2 separate regions of the Homo sapiens genome follow, and region 1 is linked to region 2. A link is a loop called in an ENCODE intact Hi-C map of the cell type or tissue named here. Cell type or tissue: IMR-90. All regions are shown on one strand. Each heading gives the region's core, and the rest is flanking DNA. Links, peaks and the distances in the headings are about the cores only.

Region 1 (6,899 bases), core at 1,110-6,109, 450 kb before region 2:
GATTAAATTTGCCATTTAAAAGACAGTATTTGACTAGGAGTAAAACACAGCTATACCTTGGTTATAAAATACCTAAAATTTATTGGCACAGAAGAACATTTAGAAGAAAAGGAGTGGAAAAATTACATTCCAGACAAAACTGTCCCCCAAAAAAATTATTTTGCAAAATTAATGGCAGAGATAATATTTAATGAAAAAGTAATTTGAAAATTAAAAGCGGAAAATATAGGTAGATACACTATTTCTCATTGTGTTAACACCCCAAAACACAGCTTTATAGAAAACAAACAGCAGAAATGTATGACAAAGAATACATTCACAATTATAGTGTATATTTTAATATGTCTGTCTTGGAAAAAGGTAATCACCCCTACCACATATTGGAATGTTAAAAACACACTAAAGCATAATTCATGAGTTTAATAGCAAAACCATAAACCTCTTACTGTGTCTCTGTCAGTCTACCAGTATGCCTCTGTTTCTATCTGTCTCTAAAATGTATGTTATTAATTGTCATCTATATGCTTAAGTGTCCCAAAGAAACCTGAGTCCTCTACCCTAAACTTTATTTTTTTAAAAAATATTATTATATTTTTTTTTGAGAGACGGAGTTTCTCTCTGTCGCCCAGGCTGGATTGCAGCCACACTATCTTGGCTCACTGCAATTTCCGCCTCCTGGATTCACGCGATTCTCTTGCCTCAGCTTCCCAAGTAGCTGGGACTATAGGCTTGTGCCACTACGCCTAGCTTTTGTATTTTTAGTAGAGACAGGGTTTCACTATGTGTTGGTGAGGCTGATCTCCAACCCTGACCTCAGGTGATCCGCCCACCTCGGTCTCCCAAAGTGCTGGGATTACAGGCATGAGCCACCGCGCCCGGCCTCTTCCCTAAACTTTAGAGTCATAGATTTATGATATTGAGAGTTTACGAAGTATCAGGCACAGTTCTAATCGTTTTACTATTATAAATAATGCTGAAACAAACATCTACATGCATACGGTGTTTTCTTTCTCCTGCAGTGTCTCTTTGATAGATATTTCCAGCATTGGAGAAACAGTGCTGTACACATCAGATGAGATCCTGTCCTCCTGGAGCCGAAGTTCCTTATTCTTACTCACCACCCACATACCCCCCATCATCAAGTCTTACATACATAAGGACTTCTCTCCCTTTGCCATTTCTCCGATTAACATCTCTCAACTGCTCCCCCTAGCTGTCTCACCAGGCTCTTACCACACTCTCCTATGCTGTGGTCATAACCAATCTACTTGCAGTTCCTTGAACCCATTGCACTTTAATTCACCTGTGTCTTTATGAGTTGTGTAACTTTTCTAGAATGTTCTTGCCGTTCTTCGTTTAATTAGTTTCTATGCGTCCTTCAAGGATACGTTTATACATTACATCATTTGTGAAGCTTTCCTTGACGATTCCCCCCCTCCCATCTTAGAGTCATTTAGATGTCCTTCTGGTGACCTTGTTGCACATTCTAGTTAAAGGTGTTAATGTTTATGCCTGTCTCTTCTACTAAAATACAAAGCTTTGTATATTTATAAAACTATAAAGCTTTTTATGAGAATGTTTTAATTGTTGAGCCAAATTTTGCAGTGCCTAAAACACAGAAGACACCAATTAATGACTGGTTGAATACATAAATTAAAACACTTTTTTCTGAGTTCCAGCTGCTTACTTTTTAGTATTTAAGTGATAATAGTAAAATAGAAAATTGAGAGTGGAAAGGTCATCAATCATTTCCCATTTTGACATATTTATTCTTATTTTTGTATTTTTTCCACCAACCTTTATGCTTATAGAGAACATTTTTCTCTTTCAATATCATGTTTTTTGAAATATATCATAACATTAGATTTTTAAGTGGTTATGTAATTTTATAATTCTTATTTTTAAATTCTCAATTTCAATAGCTGCATCAAGACATATACTGAGCACTTTGTACCACACATTTTTTTCTAAATGTGTTATGCACTTGATCTTGTTTAATCCTCAAAACAATCCTATAGCTAGGTACTACTATTATACCCACCTTACCAATGAAGAGATTCAACTTCTTTGGAGCAACAGAACTAGCACTGGAGCCAGCATTTCAACCCAGATAGTCTGACTCTAAAGCCCACCTTAACTGCAACTATACTAAAGTGGTTGTACCATAATTTAGTTAAATATACCATCTTTCATTGTTTGGGATATTTTGGGGGGAATTTTTTTTTCTTTTTTCGAGACGGAGTCTCACTCTGTCACCCAGGCTGGAGTCTAGTGGCACAACATCCCCCTCACTGCAACCTCTGCCTCCCAGGTTCAAATGATTCTCCTGCCTCAGCCTCGCGAGTAGCTGAAATTACAGGCACGTGATGATTCACCTGCCTCAGCCTCCTAAAGTGCTGGGATTACAGGCATGAGCCACCAGGCCAGGCCAAGCTGATCACTGTTAACTACTTAGGCTGTTTCCAATATTTTATTATTGCAATCAATGCTGTAATGAACATCTATGCAAAAATAGCTTTAACTCCTTCTGAAGTATTTGTTTAAACCATTCCTAGATATGGGATGATTAGGTCAAAGAATACACAAGATTTTATGCCTTTTTCTGCATATTGTTACTATTCCAGATTATTGCACCAGAAGGCCAGTAGCAAAGCATGACTGTTTCAATTTTATTTTGCCCTCACATAATTTGGTGTTATTTAAAGAAAAATTTGTTTAGTTGGTAGAGTACAGCATTACCACATTATTTTGGTTTGCACTTCTTTTCATCAAAGTGAGACTGAACATTTCCATATATATATATACACACACATCTATCATACATATATATGTGTGTGTGTGTATATATATATACACACACACATCTATCATACATTGCTTATCAACAGGGATACACATTCTAAGAAATTTATCATTAGCCGATTTCGTTGTATTAACATCAGAGTGTACTTACACATACTTAGATGGTAGAGCCTGCTACACACCTAGGCTATAGGGTATAGCCTATTTCTCCTGGGTTTCTGTACAGCATGTTACTGTGGTGAACACTGTGGGTAACTGTAACATAATAGTAAGTATTTGAATATCTAAACATAGAAAAGGTACAGTAAATATATAGTGTTATAATATATGGGACCACCGTTATATATGTGGTCTGGCATTGAGCAAAACATTGTTATGTGGCTCATGACTGTATATGTTTGTTTTTGCCAGTTACTCCCATATTCTCAAATGTCTCTTTGGGTCCATAAAAAATAATTTGAACAACAAATTCAAATTAGTTGTTTTGTAACATTATAAAACTTAAGTTACATTAGGCCCTTAAATATAATATTTGCAAAATCTGAATAAAACAATTTTATAATGCAATCAATGAGAGCCAGCTGAATTTTTTAAACTGCCTCTTAGAGAAAGCTCTCATTAATTTGAAATGCGGTCACACATGAGCTCCTTTAAAGTCAAATATAATCAAAGCTAACACCAGGGGGAGCCCAGTAGTCATTCCATGTGAAAATATATCTGACTTTTAATACATTTCTGAAGTGACACTGGAGAAAATTTACAGTGAAATTATGAATACTGCATTTAATAGTCCTACGGAGAAAAAATAGAAATCGGTGCTTAAAATATACATTCAGACTTCAACCTTTTAGTAAACTGAAAAAGACATGAGAATGATGATTATGTGAACAACAGTTGTAGAACACCCACGAATGCCTGTACAGATCTTGTTTCCGTTGTTATTTCTGCCTCCTGTCAGCATAGGAATCTGACAGGCCTACTTCAGAATCTAGCTCTGCTACATCTAAGCTGAGAGTTCTTGAACCAGTTACATAATCTGTGCCTCAGTCTGTTCAGCTGTACATGGTAATACCTACCTCACAGGGTTATTGTGAAGATCAAACTGAGATCACATCAATAAAGCATCCAGCACATAGCCCAGGCTCAGATATGTTAGTTCATTTCTTCCTCTAAAGCAGTGATTCTCAACCAAGGTTGATTTTGCTACCAATGGTCATTCAGCAATGTTGGGAAGCATTTTTGGTTGTCACAACTGGTGGTGGGTCCGGCATCTCATAGTCAAGGCCAGGGATGCTACTAAACATCTTACATAGGACAACTCCCCAAAAAGAAAAATTATCTGCCCCCAAATGCTAAAAGTGCCAGGGTTGAGAAATCTTTATCTATCTAGAGAAATCTAATATCATCGTTAATACTCCTTTGCTGAGAGCCTATTCTATGTTGGATTCAATTTGAGTTTCTGGAAATACCATGAAATACAAAGATCTTGCCATGCAGGGGATTACCGTCTAATAGTGGAACTATGGCTTATCACAGTCTGCGAGTTTGGGGATGGGAAAGAGTGAGGAAAGTTCAGAGAATATCCCTTTTTCAGTTTAGAGTAAGCACCTTCAGCACCTCCACTTCTGTGAGCAAAAGGTTGCAGAGCACCCTGGGTGCCCTTTTGGCTGTCTTCATGCTAGTGGAGCAGTCCAGAGTTTCCTTCCTGGGGTTTACTATCCCTTAATTTAGGCTTGCTTCAGAAAGAAGTGCTGGTCACTTCCTCAGCACTTCTTATTCAAGTGCTGGCCTCTGCTGCAGTAGATGTTGGGGCACAGGGGCTCTGCCCTTTCCTACAGAATGGGCCTATGTGAGGGTTGCTTTCACCTGCTGACCCTTCAGCACATCCCCTCCCTCAGCCCTGGGGAGTTTCCTGAGGAGGAGAGTAAGAGCCACTTCTGCCCACCGCACATGGCCAGTGGCTCATGAGAGAAAAGGCTTTTGAGTCAGAAGTCCTGTGTGAGTCCTGGCTCTGCTTCTTTCTTCCTGAGGAGCCTGGGGAAAGTCTCGACATTTCTGACCTCCACTTTATAGCATGGAAGGAGGAATCTCTCATGAGGTTTATGTGAACTTTATTTGGTGATTTGCAAATATAAATCATAATCCCCCTCTGGGGGGGATTTGCTTGTTGAGTCCTGCCTGCCCAAAAGTTCTGTAACCAAGCTCAGAATTTGCCACAAAATTACTCTAGTGTGGCCTTATGTCGACAGCTAGAGGCAGGTGGAATCACGCTTAAAAGCAGCTACTGTGTGTCCATTCCGAATTCATCACTTTGTGCCCATTGTTTAAGACACAAGCATGGAAAAGCACTCTAAGGGAGGCTACGGGGCTGAGTGAGCTGAATGCCTGGGAGATCACTTACTGGCTCCTCCACTGCCCATGCTTCTGTCATCAGCCAGGTAGGGAGCTCAGTTCTGAATACACTCCCTTCCTAGTTTCACGTTTTTCTAAAAAGAAAGCAAACGCCTATGTCATGTATCCAAAATGTATAAAATTTGTAGTTATGACTGTTCCATCACATCAGAAAGTTACCAGAAACCTTTAATGAAACAATAAGAACCCTACTAGGGCTAATTTTATGGACGTCTTTCTGTGGAGCTTCTAAAAGAAATTGTGGGTGATATAATTTAAAATTATGTGTAGTGTTGTGCAACAATAGTAAGGAAGCCATTTGGTAGACTCTCAGAGAAGGACAGCAGAGGCAAGTTTTGGGCTCCCTGCCTGTGTAAGAGAACAAGATCTGAATCGGTCTGACCCCACGCCCGCAGGGAAAGAGCACCCTTGAATCTGACCTATTACTTCCACAGCAGATGGTCCAAAGGAAATGTACAGGCATTTTACACAAACATGCATCTGAAAATGAAATTTGCAGTAAAATAAACACGCACTTGGAGAGCACTTTCTCTTCTTGCCGCATCTCATAACTGACTCCACTGAAGTAAATCCTGCGTCCCAGGCAGCAGCTGAAGAACTGAGGGAAAGACCACTACACCTTTCAAACATTAACTCATGAGTTGTGCTGGGTCATCTGGCACTGCAATCCCTCCAACAGACTGTAAGCTCTTTGCTTACGGCTTGTGTCCTTGCCTAGCTTGGTGCCTCACTGAAGGAAGCTGTTATGGTGTCCCCACTTCCCCCAGGGAGGAACCATCAATTATGTTTGGGTCTTCTCTCCTCTCTGCTTCCACTCATATATAGGTGTAAAAAGCATAATAAGACAGCAGAAAATAAAAATGATAACATATGGAATCTAACATATGCATCCACTGAGCCACAGAGCTAGGTAACTACCTACACTAATCCTTCCAAGGATTCCGTGAGTAGTTATTTCTACTTTACCTCTATTTTATAGGTCAGGAAACTGAGAGGGATTTTTTTTTTCCTATGGGCCCTGTTACAGGTTGAATTGCATACTCTCCAAATTCAGATCTTGAAGTCTAACCCTCAGTACCTCAGAATACAACCTATTTGTAAATAGGATCATTGCAAATGTAATTAGTTAAGATGAAGTCATACTGGCATAGGGTGGGCCCCTAATCCAATATGAATGGTGTCCTTATAAAAAGAGGAAATTTGGATACAGAGCCAGACATGCAAACAGGGAGAATGCCATGTGAAGATAAAGGCAGACATCAGGGTAGCACTTCTACTAGCCAAGGAACACCAAAGATTGCCAGTAAACCAACAGAAGCTAGGAAAGAGACATGAAAGAGATTCTCCCTCATAGCTTTCAGAAGGAAACAGCTCTGCTAACACCTTAATTTCAGATTTCCAGCCTCCAGAACTGTAAAATGATACATTTCTATTGTTTAAAGCCACCTAGTATGTGATACTTTCTTATGGAAGCTCTAGGAAACTAATATAGTCCCTCAATGAGTTCTTAGCAAAGCTGGGATTTGGGTTCAGCCCTTCTGATTCTCAGTCTAATGCTCTTTTCTTCATAGAGCAGCTGTCTCATTTCCTGAGGGGAAGTGACCACTTCCATCTGATTAATCAGGGACTGCCTCCTGGAAGAAGTGAGCTTTGAGCTGTGCTTGAAGGTGAATAATGTTTTGATG
Region 2 (6,899 bases), core at 1,091-6,090:
GCTTGCAGTGAGCCAAGATGGCACCACTGCACTCCAGCCTGGGCTACAGAGCAAGACTCCGTCTCAAAAAAAAAAAAAAAAAAATTTGCTGGGCATGGTGGTGTGTGCCTGTAGTCCTAGCTACCTGGGAAGCTAAGATGGAAGACTCACCTGAGTCCAGAAGGTCGAGACTACAGTGAGCCATGATCCCACCACTGTACTCCTGCCTGGGTGACAGAGTGAGATCTTGTCTCAAAAAAATAAATAAAATAAAATAAAGAGAGAGAAACACTCAGCAATAAAACGAAATGAACTAATATTATATATGGCAATATGGATGAATCTCAAAAACATTATGCTAAGAAAAAGAAATCTAGACACAAAAGAGTGTGTACTTGTGGTAACAGGAGGCATACAGTTGTCTAACCTCAGATTCCATGGGGATTCTATTTTTGGAAATCAGAAAAGATAAAATAACTCTCAGAATGATATATATATTACTAGAAATGTTTATTTCTGTAGGTTATTGGGAAGAATCTGCTTTGTACCTCATTCAGGATGTTGACAGAATTTAGTTCCTTGTGATTATGGAACTGAAATCTCTGTTTCCTTGCTGGCTGTCACTCAGGGCCCATTCTCAGCTCCGAGGGCCAGCTTACTTTCCTTGGCATGTGGCCCCTTTCCATTTTCAAAGTGAGCAAAGCTAGAATCTCTCTTGCATCAAACTCCTCTCATGCTTCTAACCTCTTTCACCAGAAAGAGACTTGTCCTTTTTAAGGACTCACCTGGACAGGTCAGGACCACCAAGTATAGTCTCTCTTTCTCTCTCTCTCTCTTTTTTTTTTTTTTTTTTTTTTTGAGACAGGGTCTCACTGTGGTTGCCCAGGCTGGAGTGCGGTGGCACAATATTGGCTCACTGCAGCCTCAACCTCCCAGGCTCAAGTGATTCTCCTGTCTCAGCCTCCTGAGTAGCTGGGATTACAGGTGCACACCACCATGCGTGGCTAACATTTTTGTATTTTTAGTAGAGACAGGGTTTCACTACATTGCTCAGGCTGGTCTCAAACTCCTGGACTCAAGCAATCTGCCTGCCTTGGCTTCCCAGAGTGCGGGATTGCAGGCGTGAGCCACTCACTGCACCTGGCTAGTCTCTCTCTCTCTCTCTCTCTCTCTCTCTCTCTTTATTTATTTATTTATTTATTTATTTATTTAACTTTAAGTACTGGGATACATGTGCAGAACGTGCAGATTTGTTACATAGGTATACAAGTGCCATGGTTGTTTTCTGTACCCATCAACTTGTCATCTAGGCTTTAAGCCCTGCATGCATTAGGTTAATTCTCTCCCTCCCTTTCCTCCTCACCCTAGTCCCTCTTTCTTAAAGTCATCTGTACTACATATAACACAACCTAATAATGAAAGATCCCATCATATTTACAGGTCCCTTCCATGCTCTAGGGGAGGGAATATACCACAATCTGCTACCACAATAAAGTTGGCATAAAACATAGAAAAAATTAAGAGAAATTTCAGCAAATCATTGTATTGTGAATGCTGAATGATGGGCGATACGTGTTTTTGTTTAGTTTTACTAACTTTGTTGTGTATGTGTGTGTGTGTTGTATTTTTAGCATATTGATCAATCACAAAAAGAATACTAAACTACTTTTATTAGTGAATGTACTTATTTTTCACATTTCTTTTCTATTTTTATTAATATCTGTATACTCAGGATTAACCTTTGTTGTTTGCTTCTGTCCTCTGGAACCTGATATCTGGGGCAATTTCAAAAAGTAATTTCTGAAGTGGGGGCAATAAATAAGTCAACCTAAAAAGAGAAAATAGCAGTCTGAGAAATCTTTCCAAATTTTCTGTTTAAAAAATCTGGCCACATAAGAAGTAAAAATAATAATAGCCATCAATGATGCTAAGCCACTGACACATTTCATCAGCATTGCTTATCTCCTATTTTCCCATTGTTCAATGTCGTCACATGAATTGTCATAAAAATGAGATTATTATTGTTCAGTTGCTCATTAGTTCAGGCTGTGGAGATCTCCTAAAAAGGATAACTTGTCTTTTGAGACCTCCCTATTTGTTACTAGAGAAAAGTGTGGGATGTTTTGGATTGCAGATGGAAAGTTTTCCTCTTTAACTGAACTCTTGAGATTGTAGTGAAATCATCCATGTCCTGAAGCATCATAATCGTTCCCATATGGACGAATTCATTCAATAAACAGTTATATTTGCATATATAGATTATCCCTAGAAATAGTTTGTCCCTGTTTTGGGAATCTTTGCTGTTCAAACAGCTCTCAAGGGTATATAAGAGGGTTTTACTCCTCTTACCCACCTCCCCATTACAACTCAGTTCCCTAGTGTTTTCCTCCAAATATTTTTAAGAAGTGAGGTAAGCTGGCTCTGAGGCTTCTAAATTCTGAATTCTGGCTCATTTTAACTGAGTCATTCCGGAGGTCCTAGCCTTGAAACAACTTATCTTTGGTTCCAATAAACAATAAGCTTAAGAAAAAAAGTTAGCTGTCTAATAGCCCCATGATTCCCTTGGCTATCTAGCTAGAAACTCTGTTCGCAAATCTGCTGCATCTTTGATGAATAGGAAATTTACAAATAATTCACAATTATGTTGAGTCAGCGCAGGTAGGGAGTTATCAGACAGTCAAAATACTTTAAAAGTGACCTGTTGGAAAAGTACTAATTTAAAAACCTGCTCAGATTTTTGCTTTCTTTCTAGCGATTACCTTAAGATTGTATTGCACCCTTTGTTATATTTTTAGATATTTAGATTTTCTTTTCCTTTATTGCTGATATTGTTATTGCTCTATGAAGCAATACAACTTTTAGCCATCTGCTTCTCTTCCTCTTTTGGATAATTGACATTTTGTCAAATGGCAAAAAAACAGTATCAACCATACTAAGTAATAACTAGCATTTATTAACCCTTCCTTCATGTTGAAGATAAAGCACTTCAAGTGTTTTATCTCATGTAACTCTCGAGACAACTTAAGAGGTAGGTGCTTTTATTATCTCTAGTATTTAAATAGGGAAGCTTCACTCCAGACGGGTTAGATAACTGTCCCTAAGTCACACATTGACACCACAGAGTAGTTCTGATGATAGGTTGTGGTGCTTCTACACATTCCCAATCTAAAATGCCAGTAAAGAAGTGACTGCTACTGCCATCTGCTGGTAACTAGCAGAGTTGCTAGCTACTTTTGCTCATGCTGCAATTAAAAATCTGTACAAATTAGTGTTTGCAATGAGAGCTCTCTTCTGACACACGTTGGTGTCTCATGATGCCATCTATCATGCTAGTGTTTAGAACAGTCCCTGACACACCGTAAGCACTCAATATTTATGGAATGAACAAATGGAGATCCCAGGAGAGTTTTTGTTGGTAAAACTTCTCAAGTTGTCCTGAAAGAACACAGAAGCTGTCTCCACACAAAGCAGTGATGGTCTTTCTTTCTTTCTTTCTTTCTTTCTTTCTTTCTTTCTTTCTTTCTTTCTTTCTTTCTTTCTTTCTTTCCTTTCTTTCTTTTCTTTCTTTCTTTCTTTCTTTCTTTCTTTCTTTCTTTCTTTCTCTCTCTCTCTCTCTCTCTCTCTCTCTCTCTCTCCTTCCTTCCTTCCTTCCTTCCTTCCTTCCTTCCTTCTTTTTTTCTTGAGATGGAGCTCTGTTTCCCAGGCTGGAGTGAAGTGGTGCGATCTCGGCTCATTGCAACCTCCACCTCCTGGGTTCAAGCAATTCTTCTGTCTCAGCCTCCCGAGTAGCTGGAATTACAGGTGTCTGCCACCACACCTGGCTAAGTTTTGTATTTTTAATAGAGACGGGGTTTCACCATGTTGGGCAGGCTGGTCTCGAACTCCTGACCTCAGGTGATCCGCCCAACTCAGCCTCCCAAAATGTTGGGATTACAGGCATGAGCCACCACGCATGACATATGATGCTGTTTTTCAAGTGTTTACTTCATTCACTGTGCTGCCTCTGCATTTACAATCTCCTTTGAATTTCCTTGTTATAACCTAGTTTATAAGTGGAGTCTCACTCATGTTTAAATCTAACTTTATCAGTTACATCGTATAGGTTTTAGAAGGAATCCTAGTTTCAGAACTGACAGAACTGAAAAATCCTGGCTAGTGTTTCCCAAGCCCTGTTTCAAAAGATGGTGATTTTAAAAAAGTGTTTAATAGACAAATAAGTTTCAGAAGCAGTACATTAGATAAATTTCCCTTGTTTTCTTTCTTTCTTTTTTTTTTTTTTTTCACTGTAGAACTTCTTAGAGTATTGAGGCAGGAGAATGGCGTGAACCTGGGAGGCGGAGCTTGCAGTGAGCCGAGATTGCGCCACTGCACTCCAGCCTGGGCGACAGTGAGACTCCGTCTCAAAAAAAAAAAAAAAAAAAAAAAAAAAAAGAACTTCTCCGAGTATTAGAAATCTTTGAGAAGGGTTATACATAAAACCGTATTTGGCAGCTTGGGCTGCCATAAAAAAATATCATGGGCTAGGGTCTTAAACAAGAAAAATTAATTTTCTTACAGTCTGGAGGCTGGAAGTTCAAGATCAAGGTGCTGACTTGTTAGGTTTCCAGTGAAGGCTCTCTTCCTGGCTTACACATACCTGCCTTCTTGTTTTGTCTTCACAGGGTCTTTTCTTGGAGGATGATATTGGAGAGAGTGAGAGGTGCTCTTCTTATGTCTCTTCTATTAATGACACTAATCCAATTGGATCAGTTCTGCACCCTTATGACCTAATTCAACCTTAAATACTTCCTTAGAGGCCCCATCTCCAAATACAGCCATACAGGAGGTGAAGACTTCAAAATATGAATCTGGGGGGGACACAAACATTCAGTCCACTTACAAATAGGACTTGATCACAGATTCTTTCTCATTTAGCTCCTATTAACATCCTAAAAGACATTAGTGTTTTGTGGAACTCACTTGGAAATTTCCAATATACCAAACTCCAGTTACTACAGATGGAGTCCAGTGAGAATAATTTTCCTAATATCATACAGCTAGTTATTGGCAAAGCTAGAACTCTCATTTTAAGTGTTGTTTTCATGATATCATGCTTGTTCTATTTTATTTCTCCATACGAAAATAAACACTAGTATTGCCTTTGCAGAACTTTACAGTTATAAAGGGGATGTGAACTAACATTTATTGAGTGCTACTATGTGACTTTTCTACCCTCCCCCGTGCTAAATGGGTTAAACATTCCAGAATTTATGACTGTTGCATTTCACATCATGATTTAATAAATGCTTGAATGACAGCCTCTATGGGATGAGTCAGTGAGAGTCTGCCCTGAGAGATACATCTTGCTGATTTTCTATGTGTCAGGCACACAGAAAATGTTTTTTTTTCTTTTTTTTCTGAGACAGAGTCTCACTGTGTTGCTCAGGCTGGAGTGGGGTGGCACTATCTTGGTTCACTGCAATCTCCGCCTCTTGGGTTCAAGCAATTCTCCTGCCTCAGCCTCTCAAGTAGCTGGGACCACAGGCACCAGCCACCACACCTGGCTAATTTTTTGTGTGTTTTTAGTAGAGATGGGGTTTCACTGTGTTGATCAGGCTGGTCTTGAATTCCTGACCTCGTGATCCGCCCGCCTCGGTCTTCCAAAGTGCTCGGATTACAGGCATGAGCCACCGCACCGGGCGGCCTTTTTTCTTTCTTTCTTTCTTTCTTTCTTTCTTTCTTTCTTTCTTTCTTTCTTTCTTTCTTTCTTTCTCTCTCTCTCTCTCTCTCTCTCTCTCTCTCTCTTTCTTTCTTTCTTTCTTCTTTCCTTTCTTTTTTTTTTTTTTTTCTCGCCCAGGCTGGAGTGCAGTGGCCCGATCTCAGCTCACTGCAAGCTCCACCTCCTGCGTTCATGCCATTCTCCTGCCTCAGCCTCCCAAGTAGCTGGGACTACAGGCCCTGTTTGTATTTTTAGTAGACACGAAAGTAGCCAGGATGGTCTGGATCTCGGGACCTCATGATCCGCCCGCCTCGGCCTCCCAAAGTGTTGGGATTACAGGCGTGAGCCACGGCGCCCGGCCGGGTTTTTTTCTTTTTTTTTTTAATTTTAATCTTTTAAAAACCTTTAAACTGACAAATAATAATTGTACATATTCATGGGGGTATATAGTATTGTTTTGAAACATAATGTATGGTGATTAGATCAGGGTAATTAGCATATCCATCATCTGAAACAATGGTCATTTCTTGGGTTGGGAACATTCTGTATCCTCCTCCTCCTCTAGCTATTCGAAACTATGTATTACCTACAGTGGTATAGAACAATAGAACTTATTCCTCCTATCTACCTGTAATTTTGTCCTTTAACAAATCTCTCCCTATCCTGCCCCCGACCCACCCTTCCCATGACCCTCCCCAGCCTCTGGTATCCTCTGTCCTACTTTTTACTTCTATGAGCTCAACATTTTTTTTTTTTTTAGCTTCCACATATGTGTGAGAACATGTGGTGTTTAACTTTCTGTTCCTGGCTTATTTCACTTAACATAACGTCCTCCAGTTCCAGCCGTGCTCACATTGGCCTTTTTTTTATGCTCTAGAAAGTTATATTGTTTTCTGCCACAGACTTCATAATGCTGTGTTCTTTTCTACTCTTCTTTTTTACTTCCCACCTTGTTCTCCTGCACTTCAGATGCACAGAATTGTGTTAACCATAAACTTTGGGTGTTTATATGCCATCATCCTTGATCCATTCACAATACCATTCAATAATATAATAAACATCCAACCCAACAATCAGAATAAGTAACCTATATTTATCTACATGTGCCTTTCTTGTCTCATCCCATTGCATCTCCCTCAAATAATATTTTGATCCTAAATGTTAGATTTATTGTTTGCTTGCTTTTTGTTGTTTTTGCTTGCCTAACCACACACAACACCAC

The links. A loop is a pair of places that touch in the nucleus more often than their neighbours do. Peaks named below come from ENCODE experiments on the same cell type or tissue, not always from the same donor. Only the 100,000 strongest peaks of a DNase experiment are listed, where the experiment ranks them.
Region 1: a loop joins it to region 2, with 3 times the contacts of the local background. A loop is called at or near these places in 7 of 110 quality-filtered maps.

What each region holds. Positions count from the first base shown.
Region 1 is chr6:25,714,926-25,721,824 of GRCh38, reverse strand. No RefSeq gene overlaps it. Among named protein-coding and RNA genes, the nearest start is that of H2AC1, 8.2 kb to the left of the region's middle. In IMR-90, for the core only: CTCF peaks have their summits at 1,216 and 3,479 (motif pointing right); no DNase peak of the experiment used is centred there.
Region 2 is chr6:25,262,151-25,269,049 of GRCh38, reverse strand. No RefSeq gene overlaps it. Among named protein-coding and RNA genes, the nearest start is that of CARMIL1, 14 kb to the left of the region's middle. In IMR-90, for the core only: a CTCF peak has its summit at 3,180 (motif pointing left); a DNase peak (open chromatin) is centred at 3,179.